2 separate regions of the Homo sapiens genome follow, and region 1 is linked to region 2. A link is a loop called in an ENCODE intact Hi-C map of the cell type or tissue named here. Cell type or tissue: natural killer cell. All regions are shown on one strand. Each heading gives the region's core, and the rest is flanking DNA. Links, peaks and the distances in the headings are about the cores only.

Evidence for each region. Peaks named below come from ENCODE experiments on the same cell type or tissue, not always from the same donor. Only the 100,000 strongest peaks of a DNase experiment are listed, where the experiment ranks them.
Region 1: it touches region 2 in a loop (8-fold over the local background); 6 of 110 quality-filtered maps call a loop at or near these places.

The regions. Positions count from the first base shown.
Region 1 is chr1:89,301,121-89,317,380 of GRCh38, reverse strand. It overlaps the pseudogene LOC100421401. Among named protein-coding and RNA genes, the nearest start is that of GBP5, 36 kb to the right of the region's middle. In natural killer cell, for the core only: no CTCF peak of the experiment used is centred there; a DNase peak (open chromatin) is centred at 6,630; H3K27ac peaks cover 3,112 bases.
Region 2 is chr1:89,248,870-89,265,129 of GRCh38, reverse strand. It overlaps GBP5 (guanylate binding protein 5), which reads left to right. Exons shown (of 12, transcript NM_052942.5): 8 at 164-444; 9 at 1,182-1,394; 10 at 2,345-2,447; 11 at 2,729-2,910; 12 at 4,313-8,941. The coding sequence ends at 4,426. It also overlaps the pseudogene LOC100421401. Among named protein-coding and RNA genes, the nearest start is that of GBP5, 16 kb to the left of the region's middle. RefSeq lists an enhancer at 4,588-5,089. In natural killer cell, for the core only: no CTCF peak of the experiment used is centred there; a DNase peak (open chromatin) is centred at 5,359; H3K4me3 peaks cover 744 bases; H3K27ac peaks cover 4,253 bases.

The DNA.
Region 1 (16,260 bases), core at 4,170-9,169, 50 kb before region 2:
ACCGGCCTGATCCTCGCCAGATCCCTCCTGTATGACGTGTCTGTGAACCCCTGTTGGGAGGTCTATCCCAGTAAGGAGGCAGTCTGTCCCTTAGCAGAGCTTGAGCACTGTGCTGGGAGAATCCTCCTTGTCAGGATCTGCTGCTCTCTGCAGAGCTGGCAGGCAGGAACATTTAAATCTGCTGAAGCTGTGCCCAAAGCTGCCCCTTCCACCAGGTGCTCTGTCCCAGGGAGATGGAGTTTTATCTATAAGCCCCCGACTGGGACTGCTGCCTTACTTTCAGAGATGCCCTGCCCAGTAAAAAGGAATCTAGAGAGGCAGTCTGGCCACAGCCACTTTGCCGCATTGTGTTGAGTTCCACCCAGTCTGAACTTCCAGGCCTCCTTAGTACTGTCAGGAGAAAACTACCTATCAAAGCCTCAGTAATGGCGGATGCCCCTCCCTGCACCAAGCTTGATCATCCCAGGTTGACTTTAGGCTGCTGCACTGGCAGCAAGAATTTCAAGCCAGTATTTCTTAGCTTCCTGGGCTCTGTGGGAGTGGGACCCACTGAATGAGACCACTTGGCCCCCTGGTTTCAGCCTCCATTCTAGGGGAGTGAACAGTTCTGTCTCTCTGGGGTTCTAGGTGCCACTGGGATATGAAAAAAAAAAAAAACCCTCCTGCATCTAGCTCAGTGTCTGCCCAAATAGCTGCACAGTTTTTTGCTTGAAACTCAGGGCCCTGGTGGTGTTGGCACATGAGGGAATCTCCTGGTCTGCAGATTTCCAAAACTATGGGAAAAGTGTAGTATCTGGGCTGGTTAGCATAGTCCCTCATGGCTTCCTTGCTTGGAAAACAGAGGCCCCCCACTCCTTACACTTCCTGGGTAAGGCAATATCCCACCTTGCTTCTGCTCACCCTCTGCACTGCACCCACTGCCTAACCAGTCCCAATGAGATGAACAGGGTACCTCAGTTGGAAATACAGAAATCACCCACCTGCTGTGTTGGTCTCGATGGGAGCTGCAGTGCAGAGCTGTTCCTATTTGGCCATCTTTCCAGATCCCCACAAGTTACTCTTAAGGACTATCTGCCCTTTAACAAAATTATAAAAGGTTATCAAAAGTTTTTGGTGTTGTAAATTTCTAAGTCATAATCTTGGCAAAAAAATAACTTATGGCAACCTCATTTTTTTTTTTTTGAGACAGAGTCTCCCTCTGTCACCCAGGCTGGAGTGCAGTGGCATGATCTCAGCTCACTGCAACCTCTGCCACCTGGGTTCAAGTAATTCTCTTGCCTTAGCCTCCCGAGTAGCTGGGATTACAGGTGCCCACCACCACGCCTGGCTAATTTTTGTATTTTTATTATAGACGGGGTTTCACTATGTTGGCCAGGCTGGTCTCAAACTCCTGACCTCAGGTGACCCGCCTGCTGCCTCAGCCTCCCAAAGAGCTGGGATTACAGGTGTGAACCACCACACCTGACAACTCAATTCTATTTCATAACATCAAGGGTTTTAAACTTCTAACATATTTAATTGGCTTCCCAAACTCAAACTTCATTTTCAAAATTGTCTTTCCTGACACCTGGCTTTTGGATGCTGCAGAAGGCCCCTGAAGTATCCAAAAGAGAGGTAAACAGGATTATTTAACATGTTTAGTTACTTGGGATTGCCAAAATGGTGTTCAATCTTCTTTAGGTTATATTTTGGTGAATAATGCTAAAATATGTTCCAAAATTTTATGGGATTTCTAAAATTCTAATGTCTAAAATATATGCTATCAGTCATAATTAAGGTTATTATGTTAAGTTATTGTAAACCACAGAGATAACCGCACTTCTTTGTCAGATGTGTTTCTGACTGTAACTACCCTGAACATTTTGTTATTCACCAGCAATTGTTCTTCCCCCAGCATCTTTCCAATTTTTTCAAATGATGGTTTATAATCAGCTATAGAAAACTCTTGACAGATGCTCTCACATACAGCATTTTGATAAGTTTGGAGATTGTGACATTGGAATAAAGGAGAAACTTACAGAACTCATGAAGAGCTGAAATGTTAGTGAATATCAAGCAAAATGATAGTTAAATAAATGGACTGAACTCATAGAAAACTGAAGCAACTTTTTGACTTTTGCTTGGAATATTGCTGATCCTTGTTTTGTTTTTCAGAGTCAAGGAAACTTATTCTGAACTATTTACAACCCTTAATAACTGAGTAAGGTATACTCTTGTGAACAAAATTTGGAGCGTATTTCTCTCTCTTTCTCCACCTGGCTTCTCCAGAATTTGGAAACAAGTTGTGAGTACTCTTAATTTATGGCAGTATCGTTGTTTGAATCAGTGCAATAAGAATCCATTTTCTTTTGCAACAGGACACAATTGGAAAACCTGGTTGTTTTACCAAGGCTTTGGCTGGAAGGATATGCTTCCCTTTAAAGAGTCAAGCTCAACTTGCAGAACAAATAAAAGCCCCTTGAGGAAACTGGCCTCATACTCATGTCTATGCAGTCCCTGTACAGGGTTCCTGACCTATGTTCAGTAAATAATGTCAATTTCTAACAGACCCAGGGGCTCCAAGTTTATCTTGGGACCTTAAGAGGAGAGGATCACTCAACTCACAGGTATTTGAGGATAAAAACTCATGTCTAGGCTTGGCTTTAAAAGGTTTTATCTGAGACTCCTTGTGGAACAGAGTTCTAGCAAAGCCAGTCTAAATAGGCCTATTTAGAAACAATTATTCTTGCTGCACTTTATGCAAATAAACAGGCCAAGTATAAGGCTAAAGTCATCTCCAACTGCAGCTCAGAAGGAACAAGAGGGATGAATAATGTAATAATCTGGATCAGTATTCTAGTTCTGAGCAATTATCTCGCAAACCCTGCCAGGTGATGGGAATAAATAGACTGCCCATCATATGGAGGTTTCCTTTTTGGGAAAGACCAATAATACTAAACCAAAGGGAGCTAACCAAAGCCAAGCCTCATCTTAGCAAACACAACTATAGCCAACAGTTATTTGGGCATTTCACAAGACATTCTTTTCTCTCCCTTGTTGGAAGAGGACTCAAGTCCACAGCTTCACCTTAATATTTGGCTTATGATAAGGAGCCCATGCAACCCCCCTGAGACACATTTTTGTCCCAAACTCAATTCCAAGATTCAGGTCAAATCCCTAGGAAAGAAAATTGGATCTGAGGAATCCAGAGGTAGACAATGATGGAAGTTAAAAGGTGCAGCACAGGTGAGTATGACTGATTCCTATCGATTAAGCCAAGCCTCCCATTTCACGGATATAGGTCAAGTTAGTATTCATGGCATACATGAGGTCTAGAAAATTCAAAGGCTACTGACAGTAGGGGAGATAGGGCATACATGGGTAAAAGTGGATACCCCACACCCCCTAGGCCACCTGTTCACATGGGTGATAGCCACTTTGACAACCATGGGTGGCACACTGTCATGGTCAATGGAGCTCGAGGATACAATGATGGAGGAAAGAAAGAGGAACACTTTACTTTCCCTACCTTAGGTACACCAGGTATTTGCTAGGAAGGGAAGGGAACCAGGGATGCCTCACTCACCTCATTCTAGATGAGAAGCCATTCATCTTCAGCCTGTACCCCTTTTGAATGCATCCTGAACCCCTGGGAATCCTTTGAAAAAAAGACTCCTTTTTTTCCTTTTTCTCCTTCTGTTCTCTCTTCACTGATAATTGGGTCTCTGTACTATGGGACACTCCCCTCAACACATCCTACAAACTGGGAAAAGTTAATTTCCCAAACCTTAAGTTGGTTGGCTTAGGATTGGGCTCAGGGCATGGGAACCCAGCAACTCAACATGCCAGCAAAATGGTAAAAGTTTTTTTTTTTTTAACAATTGGGCTTTTGGACCCCGTCTCCCTGTATAAGCTGGTAAAAGGCCTCAGGATTTTTTAGCTGTCCTCACCCCCCTTATTTCATTTTGATACATGTTTTCTAATAATCCAGTTTGTCTCTTCTCACCTTTAGGCCATCAAATACCAAATGATCCTGCAACTGGAGCCCCGGATAATGGCCCCTTTTGCTGTGAACCCTCAGATATGTCTCTTGGGGAGATCTGACTGCCATTTTCCCAAAACAGCATCCCTTGTCATCAGGAAGCAGTTAAGATTGGTCTTTGTTCTTATCCTTATACTAAAGGCAATTAGATGTACTTCTTTAGACGGGGGAATGAGACAGCCAAGGGTTCACAGTGAAACCCTGCCTTCAAGTCTAAAACAGCCTGAAGGCTGAAAAACCAGACTGCTGGTCCCAGATGAAGCCCGTCCTTTCCCAATTAATTATTTCTAAATGATGTCCACCTGTGAACTGGGAGGATGGGGTAGAGCCTTGGGAAGTTCATGCCATTTGCAGTGGGGAGGAGCCTGGCCCCTCCTGTTCCCATGTAGTGAACTGGGATTCAATCTGAGAGGTGAGAAACCTACTAGAAGGACTCTTCTCTCTTTGCTGAGAGTTATTTTTCCTTTTTCCTTTTTGTCCAATAAATTCTGTTTTCCTCACCCTTTTATGTGTCTGTGAGCCTAGTCTTTCCTGGCTGTGTGTCAAGAGACTAGTTTTAGCTGAACTAATGAGAAAGTTTTGCAACACTTGTGGTGTTAACCAACCCAGTTGTGACAACAGAATATGTCTTGAGATATTGACAAATGTCACTTGGGGGCAAAATCATCCCCCTTTTACTATTGGAAACCACTGAGATGGCATAATTAGAACCATCTCTATTCAATCACATGGCTAGTCTCAAAATAGGTATTCTGGAGTCTAGGCAGCCATAAAGGCTAGGAAAAAGGGTTGAGGGGAGAGCCACTTAAAAATGTCTAAGGACCATGTCTTCTTTATCGTAAAAAATGTTTAAATTGCTTAACTCTCTGTGGAGAAGATAAAGTTAACGTGATCTAATCCATTGTCTCATACGGTAATTTCCCAGTCTCTTGTTTGATGTTGCTTTATCAATGGGTAGGTAAGTGTATCTATTTTTATTAATCTTTTTCAATATTTTCTGGTTAGAACATTTTCATGTCATCTAATTCAAAGTGCTTCCAGATTCAGAAGTGTATTATAATTCTCCTTTTATTTTTATTCAGGATAATGTTAATAATTCAATAAATTATTTATTCAATTTATTCAGAATAAAATTCAAAACTCTAGTATGTAACAAAACAAATCTAAGAAAAGTTTCTAAAATTACTTGGTTTTATATAATACATTTTGTTAGGGTCACCCCAACCAGACTGTTCCCCTCCCTTCCAGTGGGTCTTATGATGCAGTCCTTTGTGACCTCTGCACAGCTCCCCCAGGGCTAAAGAAAAACCCTTCACTGACCCCGCCAGTAACTGTTTGTCCAGGCAGTTACAGGATGTGGTTAATGTGTCTGTTCACCTTGCATAACAAAGCTGGCAAAAGCATTCCCAGGATGCAGTCAAGACACCTCCACACCCAACTCGGCTCCCCGACCCCGACTCAGCCCTTCTGTACACCCAACTCAACTCCCCTACCCTGACCCAGTTCCTTGCCCTATAAAGCCCTGCTGTAGTCTGTAAGTGGGGCTGCCTCCTCTGCTTTTGTCAGGAAGTAGCCCAGCAGGGCTGACAATAAATCAGCTTGCCTGAACTTAGGTCTACTGGCCTCATTCCTTTTTCAGCTATCCTTCCAATTATCCCTTACACGTTTATCTCTTAGAAATAGAGATTTCTTTTGAGGCACAGAACAATAAAGGCAAACTCAAAGAGAGCACTTTTAAACTAATTGCATTGAGTCATTCAATAAATACATAGGTATGACCATTGACCATGGGTTGCTGGTCACTGTGAAAGGCATGGGAAGGCATTGAGTATAATGTGGTTTTCAGATTAGAAATAAAATATTAAACAAATTAAACACCAACAAATGAAATATTTGAATTTCTTATCTGCATTGTAAAGGACTAATACAGGGTGCCATGAGTAAGTGTAGAAAGGAGAAAAAGTGTTGGCCCAATTGAGATTAGCTGGCCAATGATCCTTCTCTCAGGAAATGAGAATTAAGATGAATTTTACTAAAAGCACAATTAGGAAATAAATGAAGGAAAATTATTGAGAAAGAGCTTGATGTGTTTGGTCCTGAATGAAGGTTCATGTGGTGAAGCTGAGATTATGTGGGATGAGGAGAGGGGTGAGCAAAAGCCAGATTGTGTAAGATCTTGCAGGCAATCAGAGAGGAAAGGATTTTACCCTACCTGCAGTAGGAAACTTCTATGACCTTTGTGCAGAAAAGGTGAATGGCTTAGTTTGTGTTTTTAAAAAAGCACACACCATGATTACTACACTGAAAATCAATTGAAGATGGCCAAAAACAATGATTCCTGGCCATGCCATCAGCCCCCAAAATAGACCCTGCTGCAGCTTTTTTAAATGGCCAGCTGTTTGTAGAAAGATTTAAAATGCTAAAAGCTATGTATTTATTCTGGAAAAGCAGCAATGAGAGGTGCTGAGGCTCTTAACTATAATGTTTCTCCCTTTATTCCCTCCAAATTGCACACATTTCCACTCATTATGTTTGAAAATCACTTTGTATAAAAGTTTTCCAGCCAGAAAAACAATCCCTTAGGTCATTCAAGGCTACTTGAAATGGCATTTCCTGTAAACATACTTCAGATTGAAACTGAAAGCAATGAAGAGCTACTTTTATAATTGGCTCATTTCTAAGAAGTCAGCTTCTGTTCTAGCAAAATAATGTTATATTTTGCCATAGAGTTTCCAAAGCGAAGGTGTCTGAGCTCTATTTGAATTCATTTTCCAAACATGGCCCCTTCTATCTTATAGCATAATAAATATATGGACAAGATATTATAAAAAGATAAAACAAAGGTTTTTTTTAACATAGTATCCCCAATTCTTGATAGGGAGGAAAGGGTGCACATTTCTAAGTTCACTGATATGTCTGCTGGAACAGAAAGGGAGAATACAAGGATGTACATGTCAACAGAAATCTAAGTAATTAAAAAAAGATGCTAAATTGTTTTGATAGAGAAATTTTGATTCATTCTGGAAGCAAAGATAGTGAGTAGAGAAAAGAAAATAGAATAGGCAGAGGAGAGAGTAGTGCCAGGAAGATAGAAAGGGGGTGAGCTTCAGTGGAGTAAAGAGCTCTTGGTTCCCTTCAAAGCTGTGATGGGCAAATAAAACTTAGGAAAAAAGATACCCTCTCGTCCTCTGTAAAATCAACTACACTGACACATGGTTTTTTTTTTTTTTGGATAACTTGCATTTGAAAGTGGAGATTATAGAAGCTGCTATGACAATCTCTATCTCAGTTTGTATTACCATACAACAGGTGAGAGATCACTTCCATCATCATCATGACTGCAAAAGGATCAGACAATGACTCAGCATAGTCTTAGCCACCCTTTGAAAACCACCCAAATATTACAGAAAAATAATAGGAATCATTCCTTGATCTGCTGTTTTCTTTGTGAGGCCATGTAGTGTGAGATGATATGTTTGAATGAGATAAACAAATTTTTATTCTGATAAATGATCTAGCATAGTAAAGAAGTCCATCATGAACTAGCCTATGAAAGAGACTCTGAAAGTGAATTCCTAGGGAAGAAAATGGAGGCCGATGCTACATGCTCTGTTCATAAACTGTTCTAAGGTCTTTAACATGTCTCGTGGGCTAAGACAGAGTGTCCTGGAGACTGGGTTTGTGTATGAGTTTGGCTCTGAGATAAGTATTGAAGGATGAGCTACAGATTATGTGCTGTCGAAAGATAGGAATGTTCATAGAGATATTGAAAAATTGAAAACAACCTAAATGTCTTTCAATGGACAAATGCAAATATTATATCCATAATCATATAAGAAGCTATTCAAGAAAATGCAAACACACACACAGAGATCTTTAAAAAATCACTGTGACAAAAGATTGTTAAAAACAGTTACATACTTGAATGACAAAATAACAAAAGAGGATGTCCAAATGGCTAATAAACATATGAAAATCTGCTCAATTCTATGACGTTAAAATCATAGTATGTTACCTCTACACATCTGCCAAATGAAAATGAGGCAAATAATATCAAAGTTTGATGAGCTTGTGGAGCACCTGGAATGCTCATACACTGCTAGTGTGAATGTAAATTAGTTCAACTATGAAACCATTTTAAATATATTCTAACCCTGAACATATGCCTTTCCAGCAATACTTTTGTATTCATTTATACATGAAAATGTGTGCAACCAAAAGGTATGTGCAAGAATTTTCCTAACAGTTTTTCTCATAATAGCCAAAAACTAGACATTACCCAAATGTCCACCAACACTTGCCTGGATAAATAAATTATAGAGAAAATATTCCATTTATGGTAATTCCAATTGGGTAATGTCTAGTCTTTGGCTATTATGAGAAAAACTGTTATGAAAATTCTTGCACATATCTTTTGGTTGCACACATTTTCATTTACGGAATGGAATATTTTATACAATTTAATATAAATGAAAACTAATGATTTATAGCTACACACAAAAATATAGACCAATCTAACAAGCATAATATTGAAAACAATTTACTGAAAGCTAAAAATTGCATTGTTTATTGTTTTATTTAAACGAAGTACTAAAGCAGAATAGTTGTTGTCCTTGATTGGGAGAGAAAGGAATTGGTAATGCCTGAATTGGAATATGAGGAATACTTTTGGAGTCCCATGATTTTTTTTTAAATTTGAATGCTGGCAATGTGGATGTGTTCAGTTTGTGAAAAATTATTGAGCTATAAATTTGTGAGGTGTGTACTTTTCTGTATGCATATTTGTGCTCAAGGGAGTTTACTTAAAATATATCTAGGAATAAATAAACACACATAAGGACTATACCTTGAAAACTAGAGTATTGCTGAGAGATTTTTAAAAATCTAATAAATGAAGGAACTTTTTTTATTTTTAAAATGCCATTTATCTTAGCCCCTCTTTTTTTGCTATAAAAGTATACCTGATGCTGAGTAATTTATAAAAAAAAAGAGGCTTATTCAGGTCACTGTTTTGAGGGCTGTACAGGAAGCATGGTGCCAGTATCTGCTTGTGGCAAGAGCATCAGGGTGCTTCCACTAGTGGTGGAAGGTAAAGGGAGCCAGTGTGTGCAGAGTACATGGTGAGTGAGGAAGGAAGAAAGAGAGGAGAAGGTGCTAGGCTGTTTTTCAGTCAGTTATCATGGGAACTAATAGAGTGAGAACTCACTCATTACAATGAGGACACATGAAACTATTCATGAAGGATTCGATCTCATGACCCAAACACATCGCATTAGGCTTCACCTCCAACATTAGAGATCAGATTTCAACATGAGATTTGAACAGGACATATAACCAAATTACATCACCGTTTATCTATAGATTTGAGGTAATTCCAAGCAAAAGCCAAGTTGGGTATATTAATAATTTTAGGAAATGGCTAACTTATTCTAAAATTTATACGGAAAAGCAAAAAACTGAGAACAACCAAGGCAATTCTGAAGAAGAAAACCAAATGAAAAAACAGATGTCAAAACTTATTATAAAGCTAGTGTAATTGAGATAGCATGGTATTGGTGCATGCATGAAGTAATATATAGATGCAATAAACTAGAGGGCTCAGAAAGAGACTGACATATGTATGGGGAGTTGATTCATGGTAACTATAGGGAAACAATAGTCTTTTCAATAAATGGCACTAGGCCAATGTTATAGGCATAAGAAAAAACAAAAACTTGTTTCTTGCATCCTGTCATCCACAAAAGTCAATTCCACATGGATTGTAGATTCAAATGTAAAAGACAAAACAATAAACATTTTTTAAAATGTCAGAGATGATTTTCATCTTTTTCAAGTTTGGAAACAGGACACAAAAGCACTAAGTGTAAACAACACATGGAAAAATTTCACTACTTAAAATGAAGAATTCTTGTTCCTCCAAACACACCATGAAATAATGAAAAGGCAAACTAAAGTTACCAGTATATACATAGACATGCATAGAACTACACACAAACTCAACCTCAGAATATATTTGGCAGTCATCAAGTCATGAAAAAAAGAGACAGACAAGCCATTAGGAAAATATTCAAGAATCTTGAATAGGCAAGTGAAAAAGAATATTCAAATAAGCAAAAGATATGAAAAGATGCCCAATTTCCCTGTTTATTACTATTTTCAAAGAAAATCAAATTACATGTGAAATTAAAAATACATACTCATCAGAATGATTACAAATATACAGTCTGGGATTTTTGCATGGTAAGAATATGAAACATTTAAAATGTTTATGCATTTGTGCTGAGAATATAAATTGAGACATTTATATTTGAAAACTGTTGCATAGTATCTACTATTAAATGAATAAATGTATACAGTGGAGTTAACTAATTTCACTTCTACCTTTATGCCCGGCTAATATGCATACCTATGTGCTGAGTGCCAAAAACATCACAAATTCTTCTCAATAGTAGAATGAATAACACATTTATAGTATATTCATAAAATGAAGTGTTACACAGCAGTAAGCACAAATAAAGTATCACTGAGACCAGCAACTTAAATGAATTGCAATCATAATGTTGAATAAAAGAAGCCAACACGAAACATCCTGTATAATTTGATTTATACTAAGGCACAAAACACACAGTAGTAATCTATGGTGTTAAAAGTCAGATAAAAGTTTCTGTAGTAGTTATCTATTACTGCTTATCAAATTTCCCTAAAATTTTGCGGCTTGAAACAACATTTATTAATTCATAGTTTCTGTAGGCCAGGAATCTGGGTGTGGTTTTAGCTGGGTCCTCTGCTTTGTGGGCTCTCACAAGTCACAATCACAGTGCTGATTGGGAACAGTCTAAACCTTTGAAGAAGAATTTTATTGTATCTTACACTGACACAGTGAAGAACACAGGAACTTTGATCATCTGAATGTTCTATAGAACTTCCGATTCAGAGGCCAATACTCTAGGGCATGTCAGGACATATCCTCCAAAATAATGCACAAATTGTTGCACAGAATCCATTCTACCAGTGCATACTGAGCCTTTTATGCTGGAATCTGCTGATAATATATTTGGGAAATGTTGCTACAACCCCTTTATTTGTTGCCTTGGAAAGCTTCCTATTTGAGTGGGACCCAGAGTGAGTGGGCACTCTAAGCAGATCTAGCTGCAGTGACAGCTGCCTTTCTGCCTATGCCATATGACCCAAAATATCTGATGCATCTAGAAGAGTCTACCAAACCTTAACAAGAATATTGGCATAGTCTCCTGGGTTTTGGAGTAAGACTATGCCTTCTGCAGCAGAGAAATAGTTGCTAGTTAAAAAGCAGTTCCTGGGGAGGGGTGTGCGTGGTGGGTGGTGTAGAGGAAAGCTGGTAGGTAAGTGTTGAATCTGTGAATTCTCTTAACCTTCCCTCATTCCTGCACTGCAAACCCCTGATCCCATCTGGCCACCTGGTTCAGACATGCTTTTCCTAAATTAAAAAAATATATACCATTAATTGCTTTTACTTTAGGGTTTTATTTTTCTGTCCCATTTTCTTTGTGGTAATGATAATTATCCCCAGTGTTTTCCAGCTTCCATAAAGCAGAGACAGAGATGTAGGAGGAAAGGAGGCAGGAGAGAGGCAATTGAGAGCTTGAAGTCACTGACCTGCGAATCCATGGAGCAAAACTGCTCACTCAGCAACTTTCTTCTACGTGCAACTTTGTCTTGAACTAGACTTCTCAGTTTCTGATTTAAAACAGCAGTCAAGAATTGGGGATATAAGAGGGAGGATTGCTTGATGACCTGGCCTGCAGGGGTCAGTTAGTTCTGGAGAAGCTCAACTTCTCCATGTAGACCAGAGGGAGCTGCAAGGTGACAGCCTCCTACCCCATCACCTCACTTGGGACAGCAGCAAGTGGAAAGGAAAGAACCCTGCATGAAGAGATTCATTTCTTCTCCGTTTTTTGTTTTGTTTTGGTTTGATTTTTAAGGGAGAGGGGGGCATTTTTATCCATGACCTCAACTTGTCTCACTGTAACATGCATTAGGAGAGACCTATTACTGGGTCTCAATCTGGCTGCATATTAAAGTCACCTCCCAAGATTTTAAGAAGTATTGATGATTCCCTCTTTCTTCGCTATCAGATTTAATTGGGTTGAAGGGTGGCCCACACATCTTTATTTTGTAAGAAAGCTCTCCTCTTTCCTGGTGACTCTAAAGTGCTGCCAGTGTTAGGAAATGCTAAATAAGACCAAAAAGACCATCTCCAAAGTTTTCTCATCTGCAAAGGCCTGTATGACTCAATTGAATGTAGTTCAGATGCAGCAACTTCAAAACCTATCCCACATTCTTCTTGGCCTCTCTGTGTGGCATTGTTCCCTCCAGGGTATGGGGCAGAATCCTTTCTGAAATAGAAGTCTTATGACCTACAATCAGATAAGGTAGATCACAGAATTTCCATATGGTCACAGCCAAGACAGAAAGATGGGGGCACATATATTTTTCATTTCTATGACTATGACCTGCTTTGTGGAGAAAGAACAAGGGGTATTGGAGTTATGACCTAGGAACCATAGACGAAAACAAATATATACATATTCGTGTGTGTGTGTGTGAGATAATATCACACTACCCTAAGGGCTCTACAGATTCAATGCAATTCTTATCAAAATACCAATGATATTCTTCACAGAAATAGAAAACAAAATTCAAAAATGTATATGGAACCACAAAATAACATGAATAGTCAAAGTAATCTTGAGCAAGAACAAAGCTGGAGGCATCACACTACCAGAGTTCAGTATATACTATTTATTCAAAGCCCTAGTAGCCAAAGCACCTTGGTACTAGTATAAAACAGAAACACAGACTACACAATTGAAAATCCAATAATAAATTCACACATTTACAGTTAACTTATTTTTGACAGCAATTCCAATAAAACATATTGGGGAAAAAGACAGTTTCTTCAATAAATGGTTCTGGGGAACTGAATGTCCATATGCACAATGGAACTAGACCCCTGTATTTCACCATATACAAAAATCAACTCAAAATATATTAAAGACTTAAATATAAGACTCAAAACTATAAAACTACTAGGAGAAGACATAGGGGAAATACTTCATGACACGGTCTGGGCAAGGAATTTTTGGATAGGACCTCAAAAGCATGTGCAACAAAAGCAAAAATAAACAAATGGGATTACATCAAATGAAAAAACTTCTGCGCAGCAAAGGCAACAGTTAACAGGGCAAAGAGGCAACCTACAGAATGGGAAAAAACATTAGCAAACTATGCACTCAACAAAATGTTACTATCCAAAATATACAAGCATAAGCAGGTATTCCCAGCCTCAAATGCATTTAAATTATTCTTTCTTGCTTGCTTCCAGCCTTGAAACATACTTTGAAACTCTGTCTCTCCCTTTCTCACCAGCCACTTCCATGAACAGTGCTCATTTATCTAATTATATGCTTGCTTAGATATTCCAGGAGCCAATTTTGAAATCAACCAGGTAGAGAGACCCAATGCTGGAATCCTCCCACTAAGGGGGAGTTAGGAACAGTTAGCCCACGCCTACTGGGCAGAAGTCAGGATAATGCAAACCAGACATCGAGACAAACAATCACTCAAGATATCCATTGGAACAAGACGTGCAGATCTGCATCTTCCTGCACCATTGCCATCTATTTCCCACAACTTTTCCTTCTTAAACTCCTTCACTCAGCCCAAAAGGCAGAGACGACTTCTTTGAGGCTGAAGCCTGACCATCTCCCACCTGCTAGCACTGGATCAATAAAGTCGCTTTCCTTTCACCATGCCTTCTTTCTCATGTTTTCAGCCTCTGCAGCAAGCAGTTGGAGTTCACCCAGTTATATACAAAACTCAAACAACTCAATAAAACAAAAATATCTGATTTAAAAAAGGAAAAATATCCAATTAGACACTTCTCAAAAGAAAACACACAAATGGCCAGCAGGTATAGAACAAAATATTCAACTTGGCTAATCATAAGGGAAATGCAAATAAAAACTACATTTAGACACAAGCTAGCAGCCCTCGCTAGCTCTCGGTGCCTCCTCGGCCTCGGCGTCCACTTCAGCCCACTGCTGCACAGTGGGAGCCCCTCTCTGGGTTGGCAGAGGCTTGAGCCGGCTCCCTCTGCTTGCGGGGAGGTGTGGGGGGAGAGGCACGGGTGGGAACCAGGGCTGTGCGCCCGGTGCTCGGGGACCAGCGTGAGTTCTGGGTGGGGACAGGCTCAGCTGGCCCTGCACTCGGAGCCGCCAGCTGGTGCCGCCAGCCTCTGCAGTGAGTGGCTTAGCACCCGGGCCAGCAGCTGTGGAGGGTGTGCTGGGTCCCCCAGCACTGCCGGCCTGCCCGTGCCACGCTCAAATTCTCGCTGGGCCTCTGCCACCTCTCTGCGGGGCAGGGCTCGAGACCTGCAGCCTGCCATGCCCAAGCCCCCCCTCCCTGGTGGGCTACCAGGAGGCCCAAGCCTCCCCTAGGGGCACCACCCCCTGCTCCATAGCACCAGGTCCCATCGACCACCCAAGGGCTGAGGAGTGCAGGCACTGGGCGTGGGACTGGTGGGCAGCTCAGCCTGCAGCCCTGGCGCAGGGTCCACTAGGCAAAGCCAGCTGGACTCCTGAGTCTAGTGGGGACTTGGAGAACTTTTATGTCTAGCTGGAAGATTGTATATGCACCAATCAGCACTCTGTGTCTAGCTCCGGGTTTGTGGATGCACCAATCAGCACTCTGTATCTAGCTAATCTGGTGAGGACTTGGAGAACTTTTATGTCTAGCTAGATGATTGTAAATGCACCAATCAGCACTCTGTGTCTAGCTCAAGGTTTGTAAATGCACCAATCAGTGCCCTGTATCTAGCTCAAAGTTTGTAAACACACCAATCAGTGCTCTGTGTCTACCTAATCTAGAGGAGACTTGGAGAACTTTTATGTCTAGCTAAAGGATTGTAAATGCACCAATCAGCACCCTGTGTCTAGCTCAAGGTTTGTAAATGCACCAATCAGCACCCTATCAAAACGGACCAATCAGCTCTCTGTAAAATGGGCCCATTGGCTCTCTGTAAAATGGGCCAATCTGCTCTCTGCAAAATGGACCAATCAGCAAGATGTGGGTGGGTTCAGATAAGGGAATAAAAGCAGGCAGCCCGAACCAGCACTGGCAACCTGCTGGAGTCCCCTTCCACGTGGTGGAAGCTTTGTTCTTCCGCTCTTCCTAATAAATCTTGCTGCTGCTTACTCTTTGGGTCTGCACCACCTTTATGAGCTGTAACACTCACCACGAAGGTCTGCAGTTTCACTCCTGAGCCAGTAAGACCACGAACCTACCAGAAGGAAGAAACTCCAGACACATGTGAACATCTGAAGGAACAAACTCTGGACACACCGTCTTTAAGAACGGTAACACTCACCGCGAGCGTCCGCAGCTTTGTTCTTGAAGTCGGCAAGACCAAGAACCCACCAATTCCACACACTCTACCTCACCCCAGTTAGAATGGCTATTATCGAAATGACAACAACAAAAAAATACTGGCAAGGATGCAGAGAATGGAGAACTCTTACACACTATTCACACAGTTAGTGGGAAGGAAATTTAGCATAGACATGATAGAAAACAGTATGGAAGTTCTACAGAAAATTAAAAATAGAGTGTCATAGAGTCCAAAATTCCACTATTGTGTATATATATCCAAAAGAATTAAAATCAGCATATTGTAGAGATATCTGCTCTTTAATGTTTAATGCAGCACTATTCACAATAACGAAGATACAGAATTAACCTAAGTGTCTATGGATGGATAAATGGATAAAGAAAATGTGGTACATATACACAATGGAACACTAGTCAGCCTTAAAAAAAGAATGAAATCCTTTATTTGTGGCAACATGGATCAAACTGGCGGATGTTGTGTTGAGTGAAATAAGCCAGGCCCAGAGAGGCAAATACTGCATGATTTCACTCATATGTGGAATCTAAGAGAGTTGATCTCATAAAAGTAGAGAGTAGTGGTTACCAGAGCATGGGAAAGTGGGGAGAGGTGCGGAGGATGGCAAGAAGTTGGTCAATGGGTATAAAGTTACAGTTAGGAAGAATAACTTACATGTTCGATTACACAGTAGGGTGACTGTAGCTAATAACAATGTGTTGTATATTTCAAGATAGCTAGAATAAAGGATCTTTGAAAGTTATCATCACAAAGAAATGATAAAGGTTTGAGGTGATTGACATAACTACCCTGATTT
Region 2 (16,260 bases), core at 2,339-7,338:
AGCACAGTTTCCCAAATAAACTTATTTGGGCCACTTGACTACTGTCCATAATGCTAAACAATTTCAGGCAATGCAACTATTAAATGTACGTTCTCAGAAATTACTGTATCAATCATGTCTTCTTCCTTTGCAAATAATATAAATGTTTCTTTCTTCCATGAAGGTCTAAAGAACCTGGTGCTGACCTATGTCAATGCCATCAGCAGTGGGGATCTGCCTTGCATAGAGAATGCAGTCCTGGCCTTGGCTCAGAGAGAGAACTCAGCTGCAGTGCAAAAGGCCATTGCCCACTATGACCAGCAAATGGGCCAGAAAGTGCAGCTGCCCATGGAAACCCTCCAGGAGCTGCTGGACCTGCACAGGACCAGTGAGAGGGAGGCCATTGAAGTCTTCATGAAAAACTCTTTCAAGGATGTAGACCAAAGTTTCCAGAAAGAATTGGAGGTGATATTTTTGTTTCTAGTTCATGGGGATTAAGGTCAAGAAGGCAAAGTATTGCTTTGAATGATAAAATAGGACTTAGCTAAGAAAAAAAATACTAGATTGGAAAATAATAATATATAGCCATGACACCACTTTTATTCTGAAAACAAATGAGCAAACATGTAATTACTCTGGACCTTGTAGATTCTGAAGTTTTCCCATATGCATACATTTACCATGTTATACCCATGAACTGAATTTTAATTAATTTTCTGTCTTTGGCCAGTTGCATTTACAAAGTATTAAATTTTCTTTTTTATTAAGCATATAGAATTACCAGTTTAATCCACTAAAATATGATGTATCCAGGATTAATAGAATAAGTTGGTATCATTCCAGCCAACTATTCTGCTTCGAACTTTATCATTGGAAATCCCGAGTAAAACACTGAAATACTGGAAGGAATGTTGTAAACTAGTAGGCTGCATTTAAAATTAAAGCATGAAGCTAGAGGTCTGTGGCATGAAGATTACACCTATAGCAGAAATAACAAGAGATTCAAACCCAAAAGTAAATGTCATTTTTCTATAGAGTATCATCCTTGGAATTTTTCCAGGTTTGGTGGGAAGGATATAGTCTTGCTTATATGTGTCTTGCTCTAAGTTTGTAGAAAAAAATATAGATTCTTTTTCAGAATTATTTCCAGAAATACTGAAGTATTGCTAACATCTTTTCCATGGGTTTTTGTCTCTTTGAAGACTCTACTAGATGCAAAACAGAATGACATTTGTAAACGGAACCTGGAAGCATCCTCGGATTATTGCTCGGCTTTACTTAAGGATATTTTTGGTCCTCTAGAAGAAGCAGTGAAGCAGGGAATTTATTCTAAGCCAGGAGGCCATAATCTCTTCATTCAGAAAACAGAAGAACTGAAGGCAAAGTACTATCGGGAGCCTCGGAAAGGAATACAGGTATCCCTAGTTCTACCTATTGTGGAGAATTGCTGAGGGACCTCTTTGTAAAACCAGTGAGAACAGGAAAATTGCCATGTATACAGGCACACAGATGAGGTTTATGTCTCTGTCTAGTAGTAATCCTTTTCTTGAATAAGCATTTATGGAAAAACAATGTGCCTGGTGTTGGTGTTCCTCGCACAGAATTTATATCTAATGGTAGCAGTGGGGTTAAACTGAACCATCACCATAATCACCAGACTTGCTTTGTGACCATCAACATTCATTGCAACAAAGAGGCCTTTTTGGTTACATTGGACAGAATGCCAATACTTGAAACTAACCTAAGAAACACCAGTAATTCATTGGCTTACACAAACTAAAAGCAAAAGATTTTAATTTAGTTTCAAGTATAGATGCATTCAGAATTTTAAACAATATTATCCCTTTTCCTCCTTCTTTCTGTCATTTTTCTGTTTCATTTTCCTGACTATTGGCTTCATTTCCAGGCAGGCTCACCCCACATGACAATAAAGGTGACACCAACAGGTCCAAGCTTAACTAGTCCTTACTGCCCTCAGTCTCAGGGGAAAGAGAGCATCTTTTCTCCAGCATATATCTGTCATTCAAACACAAAAGCATCATCAATTTTCATACTCTTTGCAGTATTTTTCTCCCTGTGAACAAGTCCTTTGCATCTAGTGGACTTGCATGCTCTGACTGACCATGGAGTCATGGCCAAACTTGTGACAGGAGCAGGTGTTCCACAAGCCTCTCCAGTCTCAATTGGCAGTTCCACCAAGTGCAGGGTGGAAGCCTGTATAGGCTCCACCTCTCCTATGGAGCCTCTCCTATGGCAAGCCTCTCCTATGAGGAATAGATGCTGCTGGAAGGAACAAGACAAAGATGTTTACAACATTCCTAATCACCATTTCCTGCATCTAACTGCATGTTTTCCGGGTTGCTAGGCTGAAGAAGTTCTGCAGAAATATTTAAAGTCCAAGGAGTCTGTGAGTCATGCAATATTACAGACTGACCAGGCTCTCACAGAGACGGAAAAAAAGAAGAAAGGTGAGAAGAAAGTGGAAATTATGCAAGATAGAAAGAAATCTATAAATTTTAAATAAATTTGGCCTGGCCCTCATGGGATGTTAAACTAGAGCAAGAATGGCAAAGATGCTTCTTAGCTCCTCAAGCATATCTGACTGGCATGATCCTGCATTGTGGTTACCTGGAAGGGAAAAACAACCCCTGGGAATTTTATCCAGGAAGTTGGAACAATCACAAACAAAAGTGGGAGGCAGAAGGAAGAGGCACATTAATCCTAGAGAAGATTATCTTTTTCTCCTCAGAGGCACAAGTGAAAGCAGAAGCTGAAAAGGCTGAAGCGCAAAGGTTGGCGGCGATTCAAAGGCAGAACGAGCAAATGATGCAGGAGAGGGAGAGACTCCATCAGGAACAAGTGAGACAAATGGAGATAGCCAAACAAAATTGGCTGGCAGAGCAACAGAAAATGCAGGAACAACAGATGCAGGTATTCATCAATTGTTTCATCTCTCCCCTGCCTGTAACGATGAGAGTATGTAGCAGTGGCAAAGAGGGAGAGGCAGCAAGATCTTGTGGCTCTCAGCAGGGAGTCTGGAGCCAGAAAGTCTGGGTATGAATCCAAGCTCCACCTCTTAGTAAGTATATGGTTTAGGCAAGTTATCTATCACCTCTGTGCCTAATTTTCCTCTTGTGTAAAATGGACACAGTGATGATATCTATGTTATAGGGTTATTTTGATAATTAAATGAGTTAATATTTGTGTTTAAATGGTGCCCGATACAGAGTAAGCACTATATGTTGTTAAATAAAAACCAAGGCATTTCTGGGCTGCAGTAACTGGTCTTTCCTGTTGACTTGTTAATTGTCCTGGATGATCTTTTGCTTTGGTCATAGATACTTTGTTAATCTGATTTCATGTTACTGTGTCTATGCCCCTGTTCTTGCCTTGATCATCTCTGTTCTGAAGGCCTTTAATTTGCCAGTTTGTTTCATCCGGTCCTTTACTTTTATTTACCAATCACTGTCAGTAGTTACCAAGCACTCTCCAGTAGTTATTATTTATCAGTCACTGTCATAGCACTTTACATGCATTATCTCATCTAATCCATTCACTGTAAAGCAGAACTACTGTGTCCTCATTTTTCAGATGAGATAAGTGGGGTTTCAAAGAGATAATCAATGCAAATATCACACAAGCCTAGCACATTAACAAAACTGCCTTCCAAATGAGTGGAATCTGCAGTGTTTTTGCTTCTTCAGACCTGGTGTAAAATTCCTATGTCAGCACCCTAATGAGACAAATGACATCCTAATTCTTCCCCTTGGCTTGCCAGTTTGTAGGTACTAGTTTTTCAGAAGTTACTCTAAAATATTTCTGATTGCAGCTCCTTCCTAAAGAGCAGTATGAGCAGCATGTGGTTATTTATGTATTCACTCTTTTCTCCTACTTCTGTGGTGACCTGGAACAAATTCTCTTATGTATGTAAAGATTGGACAGCCCACCTGATTCCGATGTCACTTAGATACACTGTTTTTGTATCAGCCTCTTCTCTTAGAAATATATCTGAGAGTCTCCTGTGTGTGTATGAGAATTGAAGTCAAGATGTGACTAAGATTGCCCAAGGAGATCGTGTGGTTTAAGGGGGAAGGGAGCTTTGGTTTGGAATCCTAGGGACACCAATATTCCAGGGATGAGAAATGACCATTTCTGGAGCTAGAGAAAGACAAGGAGGGTGAATAATTACAGAAATAGGTTAGATGCACGTGAATGGAAGAGAGATATTCAGGAACTGTTTACTGCTACTGTAGATGAAAAGAAGTAAGGACAAGTGAGTGATTTAGGCAATCAGTAAGAAGCTTGATCTTACTTTCTATTTATCACTCTTTAGGAACAGGCTGCACAGCTCAGCACAACATTCCAAGCTCAAAATAGAAGCCTTCTCAGTGAGCTCCAGCACGCCCAGAGGACTGTTAATAACGATGATCCATGTGTTTTACTCTAAAGTGCTAAATATGGGAGTTTCCTTTTTTTACTCTTTGTCACTGATGACACAACAGAAAAGAAACTGTAGACCTTGGGACAATCAACATTTAAATAAACTTTATAATTATTTTTTCAAACTTTCATATAGAGTTATAAGATTATGATGCTGGTATCTGGTAAAATGTACATCCCAGTAGTCCAATAGTTTAAATGTTTATTGCTTCCTTTAAGAGATTATAAATTGTATAAGGGACATTGTATCACTGCCTTCATTTATGCGTGATATTGGGATGGTTTCATCAGGAGATGCTTTCCTTGCATCTCAATGTCATCTGTCTAATTTCTCATAAGGGGATTATGTTACCTAGAGCAGGGCTTCCCAACCCTCAGGCCATAGACTAGCTCTGATCTGTGGCCTCTTAGGAACCCGGCCACACAGCAGGAGGTGAGCAGCAGGTAAGTGAGCATTACAGCCTGAGCTCCACCTCCTGTCAGATCAGCAGTGACATTAGATTCTCACAGGAGTGGGAACCCTATTGTGAACTGTGCATGCAAAAGATCTAGGTTGTGTGATCCTTGTGGAACAATATAAACCAGAAACCAATAACGCCACCCCACCTCCAACCCCCGCCAACCCTCTGTGGAAAAATTACCTTCCACGAAACTGGTCCCTGATGCCAAATAGGTTGGGGGACCGCTGACCTAGAGGGAGTTATGCACATGGGCTTATAAGGTTAGCCAAGAGAAAGGACAAGAAGACCCAAAGTCGGCAAGCAAATTTATTAACCTGCTGGGCTGCTCTACAGAAATCTGAGGAGGCAGACACCGGGCTTACAGGCTAAGGGGTATAAGTAGGTCTGCAGGGGTTTTGTGTGTGTGTGCGGGGGTGTCGGGGGGGCAAGGCCATTTGTGGAGACTTTTCCTCCCAGTATGGCCACATCCTGCAGTTTGTCAGTTTTTGCCCCCGCCTGGCTCAGGGTACCAGGATGTGGTTTAGCTTAGGGGTGGTTATAGTGGCACCTAAGTTCTGGGAACTTGCGGTGGGGGCGACCTTTTGGACGAAAAATAAGCTGCAGGGCAGCTAGGGGAGGGGGCTTGTTATATTCCTCTGGGGGCAGGGTGTCCCTAACTGGGCTCAGTCGGAAGGAACTTGACCAAAGTCTGGGCTCAGTTGGGCATCACTCAGGCTAATGGTCGTGTGCTGGATGCCATCAGAGGGAAGTACCAATGGTAAAGTGGAAACAATGTGCAGCTTTCAACTGGGTGGAGGCTGCTATTCTGTGGACAGTGAGATGTTTCCTTGGCACTGTCAATAGACAATCTGCGTAGAGAAATTCCAAGCTGAAAGCCAATAATGTTATAATAAAATAGAGATTCTTCAGAAGATGAAAGGAATTACCAGCATGGAAATTGTGTCATAGGCTTAAGGGCTAAAGAAGAAGCCTTTTCTTTTCTGTTCACCCTCACCAAGAGCACAACTTAAATAGGGCATTTTATAACCTGAACACAATTTATATTGGACTTAATTATTATGTGTAATATGTTTATAATCCTTTAGATCTTATAAATATGTGGTATAAGGAATGCCATATAATGTGCCAAAAATCTGAGTGCATTTAATTTAATGCTTGCTTATAGTGCTAAAGTTAAATGATCTTAATTCTTTGCAATTATATATGAAAAATGACTGATTTTTCTTAAAATATGTAACTTATATAAATATATCTGTTTGTACAGATTTTAACCATAAAAACATTTTTGGAAAACCATAAATCAGTTCCTTTGTTTGTATTTTTCTCAAAGTTAAAAGTCTATAGAGAAAGACTGAATTTCCCTAAGGAGATTAAGAATTGCTTTAAGACTAGAATTAAAACACACTTTATTACATCTTTTTATGTACTTTTTGTTACTTTGTTTTGTATATCTCCAGTAAAATTTTTTTTGTTTAAATTATAGAAACATTACACAAAGCTCTGTTTTTCTCCCTTATAAGTACTTACTCATATAAGGAATTTTCCACTTAGGTAATATGATAGGAGCTTGAATTTTTTTAGTCACCCAAAATATGATTTACTTATATACAGAAAAAAGCCGAAAAATTTTAGTGTCTGCTCTTTTTACTGTTCTTTGAAGAGCTTTAATATGAGGAATTTTTCATATCAGATAGGATGTGGTGCTACTCAGCAGTATTTCTAGATTTGAACTGAAGTTCAGAAGGTACCAGCATATTCAACTGAGCATTTGTCTAGCAATACCCTACAATTACCTTTTCAAGCTGTGCAATTTATAAAGAAAAAAATACATTTTATCATCCAAGGAAATGTTATCAGTAAAAAGAATAGCTCTATCTCCAAATTAAATATTGATATCTTTATTACCCATCTTAAAGAAATTTTTTAAAATCCTGAGACTCAGAAAATTAAGTCATTTAAGGTTTCACACCTTGTTACTGTTAACCTAGACCATGTTACAAAGTAGTTGATTTCTAGTCTAATTTAACTTTTGCTATTATATCTCCCCCACCAAAAACCAGAGAGGCATGCTGCTTTCATTAGTGATCCACAGATATTCTTCCCCACCAGCTTCCCTGGATCCCACTCATCCCCAAATACTCTGATCTCACAGGTTAGAGATCTGTCACTGGGTGCAAAAGAACAAGAAAAGGCACTGTAAGGTAAACATTGATGATTTCTTGAAACTACCAGTAAGTAGCTTATATTTTCTGACTTTCTTTGTCTTACTGTTGTGAAATCAACTGATCTAGTTTTAAATGTAATGAAAAGCAAAGCAATAGATTCTCCCCTAGAGCCTGCAGATGGAATGCAGCCTTGTTAACATCTTGATTTAAGCTTCACAGACTTCTGATTTCCAAAACTGTAAGATAATAAGCTTCTGTTGTTTTAAGCCACAAAATTAGTAATAATTTGTTATAGCAGCAATAGGAAACAAGTACAAAATCTTTATTAGTTAATACTATGAATAGTTATTCATACCAGCTAAGAGATATTTGGAATTTATTATGGATCACTTTATTATGGTCACTGTAGTAATTCACCTGTTGCTCATAAAAACCTTATAAACATTTAGTATTGTTTTATGGCAATTGTTATTTTAAACAATATTATCAATGTATGTTAGTGTTATCATTATTAAAGTTATTATTGTTAAAGCATTGAAATTAAATAAATTAAGGTCAGTACCACAGAAGGCCTTTTGAATTTAGAACCCACATTAATAACCATCTTGTGGTACTTTCTTATCTTGCTTAGTGATACGGTTTGGCTGTGTCCACTCAAATCTCATCTTGAATTATGGCTCCCATAATGCCCACGTGTTGTGGGAGGGACCAGGTGGGAGGTAATCAAATCATGGGGGTGGGTTTTCATGTGCTTTTTTCATGATAGTGAATAAGTCGCCTGAGATCTGATGGCTTCATAAAGGGCAATTCCCCTGCACATGCTCTCTTGCCTGACACCATGTAAGATGTGCCTTTGTTCCTCTTTCATCTTCTGCTGTGGTTGTGAGGCCTCCCCACCCATGTGAAACTACAAGTCCATTACATCTCTTTTCCTTTATAAATTACCCAGTCTTGAGTATTTCTTCATAGCAGTATGAAAATGGACTAATATACTTAGGAAAACATAGAAATACTGAATAATGTGTTAAAATTTAGAAGGAATTACTAAAATAATTGAAATCAAAAGCATAGATTCAAAACAATGTATAAGAATTCAGCACAAAATAAGCAGGTAAAGAAATTTCTAAAATGAAGTAGAGAAAATGTGGTAATGACTCTAGTGTATAACGATCACCAACAGAATAGAAAGTCCAAAAAATAGACTTTATAGGAATAATACAGGGTAAAGATAGACTTCTTAGTAGGTTGGGACTACTGGATGGCCATATAGGAAAAGATCAAGTTGTAACCAGACCTCACACACAATACACTAAAATAAGAAAAAGGAACCACACCCAAATTGATAAAATATAAAATGTAAAACTATGAAAATGCATTTGAAGAAATCAAGGTTATGTTCTTCATAAACCTGTAGAGGAGAGGGCCTTTCTAAATGTGACTCAAAACTCTTGAAATCTCTCTTGACCCCATGTCTCAGTCAGTTTCAACACAATCTTTGTTCCCTTTCAAAGCAATATTTTAGTTAGTTACATCCCATTCTCTGTTTTTCAAAATTATTAAATGTGACACATACTGAAGAGTACAAAAAACATAAAATGTACAATATTCAATATAAATAAATTACAAGATGAACGCACAAGTAACAACCCAGGTACATACATTCAGCATTACTAAAATTCTATAGGTGTATATGACAACTTCTGACAACCCTGCTAGAGCCAACTAATATCACAACTTTCACAACTATTTTCTAGGATTTTATTATAAACATGTGAGCTCCTAAGTAATGTAATTTTGTTTGGCCTGTTTTCAAACTTTATTTAAATGGAATTACATTGTTTGTATTCTTTTATGCCTTGCTTCATTTGTTAATAAAATCTTTATAAGATTCATCTAGTTCATTGTGTGTAGTTGTAAGCTATATATATTCTACTGTTTAAAGATAACAATTCATTCTACTATTAATACATATCTGGATTTTCAGGTTTACCTTATGAAATGTTATTAAGGACATTCTTTTTTTTTTCTGTTTTTTTTTTTTTATGAGACAGAGTCTCACTCTATCACCCAGGCTGGAGTGAAGTGGCATGATCTCGGCTCAAGGCAACTTCTGCCTCCCAGGTTCAAGCAATTCTCATGCCTCAGCCTCCCAACTAGCTGGGACTACAGGCACACACCACTATGCCTGGCTAATTTTTGCATTTTTAGTAGAGATAGCGTCTCACCATGTTGTACAGGCAGGTCTTGAACTCCTGGCCTCAGGTGATCCACCCACCTCGGCTCCCCAAAGTGCTGGGATTACAGGTATGAGCCACCGCGCCCGATCGGAACATTCTCGAACATATACACTTGTGCATGTATATATAAAATTCCCTCTGTAACACTGAAGTCTTAGAGAATGGATATCCAGCTTTTCTTATTTATTAAATTTTTATTATTTTTAATTTTTGTGGGTACATAGTAGGAGTATATGTTTACGGGGTACATGAGATGCCTTGATACAGACATGCAGTGCATAATGATCAGATGGAGAAGGGGTATCTATCTACTCAAGCATTTACTCTTTGTATTACAAACAATCCAATTATACACTTTCAGTAATTTTAAGAAGTACAATTAAATTATTATTGACTATAATCTTCCCTTTGTGCTATTAAATATTAGGTCTCATTCATTCTTTCTAACTATATTTTTTGTACTCGTTAAACATCCTCACCTCACCCCTATCACCCTGCCCCACTACACTTCCCAGACTCTGGTAGAGATCCTCTACTCTCTACAGTTATGAATTCAATTGGTTTGATTTTTAGATCCTGCAAATAAGTGAGAACATGCAATGTTTGTTTTAATATGCTTGGCTTATTTCACTTAACATAATGATCTCCAGTTCCATCCAAGTTGTTGCGGATGACAGGATCTCATTATTTTTATGGCTGAATAGAACTCCATTGTGTAAAAGTACCACATTTTCTTTATGCATTCATGTGTCGATGGATACTTGGCTTGCTTCCAAATCTTGGCTATTGTGAAAAGCAATGCAACAAACATGGGAGTGGGAATATCTCTTCGGTATATTGATTTCTTTCTTTTGGGTATATACCCAGCAGTGGGATTGCTGGATCATATAGTAGCTTAATTTTTAAGTTTTCTGAGAACCCCAAAGTGTTCTCCTTAGTGGTTGTACGAATTTACAATCCCACCAACAATGTACAAGGACTTCCTTTCCTGCACATCCTTGCCAGCATTTGTTACTGACTGTTTTTTGGACATAAGCCATTTTAACTGGAGTGAGATGATGTCATTGTAGTTTTGATTTGCATTTCTCTGATGATCCATGATGTTGAGCACCTTTTCATATGACTGTTTTCCATTCATATGTCTTTTTTGAGAAATGTCTATTCAAATCTTTTGCCCATTTTTTGATTGGATAATTAGATTTTTTCCTATAGAGTTGTTTAAGCTTCTTATATTTTCTAGTTATTAATCCTTTGTCAGATGGGTAGTTTGCAAGTATCTTCTTGCATTCTCTATGTTGTGTCTTCACTTCGTTTATGGATTCCTTTGCTGTGCAGAACCTTTTTAACTTGACATGATCCCATTTACCCATTTTTGCTTTTGTTCCCTGTGCTTGAGGGGTATTACCCAAACAATTTTTGCCCAGACCAATGTCCTGGAGAGTTTCCCCAATGTTTCTTGTAGTAGTTTTATAGTTTGAAGTCTTAGATGTAAGTATTTAATCCACTTCGATTTGATTTTTGTATATGTCAAGAGATAGGGGCCTAGTTTCATTCTTTTGCATATGGATATCCAGTTTTCCCAGCATAAATTATTGAAGAGATTGTCTTTTCTTTGGTGTATGTCCTTGACATCTTTGTTGAATATGAGTTTACTAAAGGTGTGTGGATTTCTTTCTGGGTTCTCTATTCTGTTCCACTGGTCTATGTGTCTATTTTTGTTTTTGTTTTGTTTTGTTTTGTTTTTCAGACGAGTCTCTCTCTGTCGCCCAGGCTGGAGTGCAGTGGCGCGAACTCAGCTCACTGCAAGCTCCGCCTCCCGGGTTCACGCCATTCTTCTGCCTCAGCCTCCCCAGTAGCTGGGACTACAGGCGCCCGCCAACATGCCAGGCTAATTTTTATTTTTTATTTTTTTAGTAGAGACGGTTTTTCACCGTGTTAGCCAGGATGGTCTCTATCTCCTGACCTCATGATCCGCCCGCCTTGGCCTCCCAAAGTGCTGGGATTACAGGCGTCGGCCACCGCGCCCGGCCTATGTGTCTGTTTTTATGCCACTACCATGCTGTTTTGGTTGCTATTGATCTGTAATTTGAAGTTAGGTAATGTGATTCCTCCAGTTTTGTTCTTTTTGCTCAGGATAGCTGTGGCTATTCTGGGTCTTTCGTGGTTTCAAATAAATTTTGGGATAGCTTTATTTTTTTCTATTTCTGTGAAGAATGTCATTAGTATTTTGATGGAGATTGCATTGAATCTGTAGATTGCTCTGGGCAGTATGAACATTTTAACAATATTGATTCTTCCAATCCATGAAGATGGAATATCTTTCCATATTTTTCTGTCCTCTTCAATTTCCTTCATCAGTGTCTTATAATTTTCATTATAGAGATCTTTCACTTTTTTAGTTAATTCTTGAGTATTTAATTTTATTTGTGGCTGTTGGAAATGGGATTACTTTTATTTTTCACATTGTTCACTGTAGGCATACAGAAATGTTACTGATGTTTGTATGTTGATTTTATATCCTACAACTTTACTAAGTTGGCTTATCAGTTTTCATTGTTTTTTTGGTGGTGTCTTTAGGTTTTTTGAAATATAAGATCATATAATCTGCAAATAATGATAAATTGACTTCTTGCTTTCCAATTTGGATGCCCTTTATATCTTTCTCTTGTCTGATTGCTCTAGTTAGGGCATCCAATACTATGTTGAGTTACAGTGGTGAAAGTGGTCATCCTTGTCATGTTCCAGTTCTTAAAGGCTTTCAGGTTTTTTTCCAATTCAGTGTCATAAAAACTGTGGGTTTGTTGTATATGGCTTTTATTATCTTGAGATATGTTTCTTCCTTACCCAGTTTTTTTAGGGTTTTTATCATGGAGGGATGTTGAATTTTATCAAATGCTTTTACAGCATTAGCTGAAATGACCATATGGCTTTTGTCCTCCATTCTGTTGATATGAAGTATCACATTGACTAATTTTCGTAGGTTGAACCATACTTGAATCCCAGAGATAAATCCCACTTGGTCATGGTGAATGGTCTTTTTAATGTACCGTTGAATTTGGTTTGCTAGTATTTTCTTGAGAGTTTTTACATCAATACTCATCAGAGGTATGAGCCTGTAGCTTTCTTCTTTTTTATGTGTCATTGTCTGATTTTGATCAAGGTAATACAGGCCTCATTAACTGAGGTTGAAAGTATTCCTCCCTACTCTATTTTTAAGGATAGTTTGAATATAATTGGTATAACCTCTTCTTTAAATTAAACAGTGAAGTCGTTGCGTCCCAGGCTTTTCTTTACTGGGAGACTTTTTCTTATGGCTTCACTATCATTACTTGTTATTGGTCTGTTCAGGTTTTGGATTTCTTCGTTGTCCAATCTTGGTAGGTTGTATGTGTCTAGGAATTTTTCCATTTCTTCCAGATTTTTCAATGTATTGGCATATAGTTTTTCATAGTAGCCACTAATGATCCTTTGAATTTCTGCAGTACCCATTATGTCTCCTTTTTCATCTCTGATTTTGTTTATTTGAATACTTTCTTTTTTCTTAGTCTGACTGAAGGTTTGTTAATTTTGTTTAATTTTTTAAAAAACAACTTTTGTTTCATTGATCTTTTGTATTGTTACTTTCATTTCAATTTCATTTATTTCTACTCTGCTCTTTATTATTTATTTTCTTCTAATTTTAGGTTTGGTTTGCTCTTTTCTACTTCTTTAAGATTAGTCATTAGGTTGTTTCTTTGAAGTTTTTCTTTTTTTTAATGTAGGCACTTATAGCCATAAATTTCCCTGCTAGTACTGCTTTTGCTGTATCTCATAGGTTTTGCTATGTTGTATTTTCATTATCATTTGTCTCAAAAAGTTTTTCAATTTCCTTCGTAATTTTTTCATTGACACATTAGTCATTCAGGACCACATTGTTTAATTTTCATGTATTCTTATAGTTTCCAAAAACTGTCTTGTTAATTTCTAGTTTTATTCCATTGTGGTTAGGGAAGATGCTTGATATTATTTTAATTTTTTAGATGTGTTAAGACTTGTTTTGTTACCTAACATATGGTCTATTCTTGAGAATAATCCATGAGCTGAGGAAAAGGATATGTATTCTGCAGCCATTGGATGCAATATTTTGTAAATATCTATTCGATCCATTTGGTCTATAGTGCAGATTAAGCCCAATGATTCTTTGTTGCTTTTCTGTCTGGAAGATCTGTTCAATGCTGAAAGTGGGGTATTGAAGTCTCCAGCCATTATTGTATTGCAGTCTCTCTCTCTAGCTCTAATAATATTTGCTTTATATATCTGGATGCTCCAGCGTTTGGTGCATATATACTTAAAATTGTTATATTCTCTTGTTAAATTGACCCCTTTATCATGATATACTCACTGGCTTTGTTTTTCCTTATAGTTTTTGTCTTGAAATCTATTTTGGCCTGATATGAGTATAGCTACTCCTGCTTGTTTTGTTGTTTCCATTGGCATGGAATACCTTTGTCCATCTCTTTGTTTTCAGATTATGAGTGTCTTTATAGGTGAAGTGTGTTTCTTATAGCAGCACATCAATGGGTCTTGTGCATTTAGCCACATCTTTTGATTGGCAGGTTTAGTCCATTTTCATTCAATGTTATTATTGATAAGTAGTACTCCTGCCATTTCATTGTTTTCTGGTTGTTTTGTGGTCTTCTCTTACTTCTTTCCTTCCTTCCTGTCTTTCTATAGTGACAGTGATTTTCTTTGGTTATATGATTTAGTTTTTTGCTGTTTCTTTTTTGTGTTATCTGTTGTATGTTTTTTGGTTTGAGGTTACCATAAGTCTTGCAAATATTGTCTTATAATCTCCTATTTTAAGCTCATAACAAAACTTTTGCATAAACAAACTACAAACAAGCAAAAAGAAAACTAATAAAAACTCTATGCTTTAACTTTGTCCCCCCACTTTTTAACTTTTTATTGTTTCTATTTATATCTTATCATACTGACTATGTCCTGAAAAGTTGTTGTAGTTAATTATTTTGGATTAGTTTATCAGTTAGTCTTTCTACTTGGGATAAGAGTAGTTTATACACCACAGTTACAGTGTAATCATATTCTGTGTTTTTCTGTATTTCTGTATACTGACTATTATCAGTGAGTTTTGTACCTTCAGATGATTACTTACTACTTGTTAATGTCCTTTTCTTTCTGATTGAAGTAATCCCTTTAGCATTTCTTTTTATACAGGTCTGATGTTCATGAACTCCCTCAACTTTTGTTTGTCTGGGAAAGTCTTTATTTCTTCTTGATGTTTGAAAGATATTTTCACCAGATATACTATTCTAGGGTAAAAGTATCTTTTTTCCTTAGCACTTTGAATACATTATGCCACTCTCTCATGGCCTCTAAGATTTCCACTGAAAGGTCTGCTGCCAAATGTATCTGGAGCTCCATTGTATGTTATTTGTTTAGGTTCTCTTGCTGCTTTAAGGATCCTTTCTTTATCCTTGATTTTTGGGACTTTGATAATTAAAAGCTTTGAGGTAGTCTTCTTCAGGTTAAATTGGCTTGGTGTTCTATGATCTTCTTGTACTTGAATATTGATATCTTTCTCTAGGTTTGGGAAATTCCCTGTTATTATCCCTTTAAATAAGCTTTCTACCTCTGTCTCTTTCTCTACCTCCTCTTTGAAGTAAATGAATCTTAAATTTGCCCTTTTAAGGTAATTTTCTAGATCCTGTAGGAATGGTTCATTGTTTTTTATTCTTTTTTCTTCTGTGTTCTCTGACTGTGTATTTTCATTAGCCTGTCTTCAAGCTCATTAATTCTTTATTCTGCTTGTGCAGTTCTGCTAGGGAAAGACTTTCATGCATTCTTCAGCATGCCAATTGCATTTTTTTCAGCTCCAGAATTTCTGCTTGATCCTTTTTAATTATTTTAAACTCTGTGAAATTTATCGGATAGAATTCTTAATTCTTTCTCTGTGTTATCTTGAATTTCTTTGAGTTTCTTCAACGTAGGCATTTTGAATTCTCTGTCTGAAAGATCGCACATCTCTATTTCTCCAGGACTGGTCCTTGGTACCTTATTTTGTTCGTTTGGTAAGACTATGTTTTCCTGGATTGTCTGGATACTTGCAGATGTTTGTTTCTGGGAAATTGAAGATTTAGGTATTTATAGCAGTCTTCACCATCTGGACTTGTTTGTACTCATCCTTCTATGGAAGGCTTTCCAGATATTTCAGAAAAAATATGGGTGCTGTAGAAAAAAATGTGGAAGAACCCAATAATTCTGTGGTTCTTCCAGACTTGTAGAGGTAGTGCCTTGATGATCTTGGACAAGATCTAGAATTCTCTGAATGACCAGGCAGAGACTCTTGTTCTTTTCCCCCACTTTTTCCCAAACAAATAGAGTCTCTCTGTCTGTTATGAGCCAACTGAAGCTCAAGGTGGAATGACACAGCACCACTGCGCCCACTACCACTATTACTGCACTGGTCAGGTCTGAAGCCAGCACAGCATGGGCCTGCTACTCTTGGGCTACTGTCTATGTTTGCTCAGGACCCTGGTGTTCTACAGTCAACAGGTGGCAAAGTCAACTAGGCCTGTGTTTTTTCCTTCTAGGAAGTGAGTTCCCCCAGGCTTCCAGGCAGGTTTGAAGGTACAGTCCAGGAGCCAGGGACTAGAATCAAGAATCTTAGGAGTCTAATTGGTGTTCTATCATACTGCAGCTGAGCTAGCACTCAACCCACAGGACACAGTCATTCCTACTCTTGCTTCATATATCCAAAGGCAGATGAGCCTCACCACATGGCTGCCACCACCACAGGCCTACAGGGAGGACTGCTAGACTACTGCTAATATTCCCTTAAGGCCCAAGGGCTCTTTCATCAGCTTATGGTGAATGCTGCCTGCCCTGGGACTCACCATTCAAGGCAAAAGGTGCCCCTTTGGCCCAGGGCAGATCCAAAAATGCCATCCAAGAACCATGTCCTTGAATCGGGGACCCCAA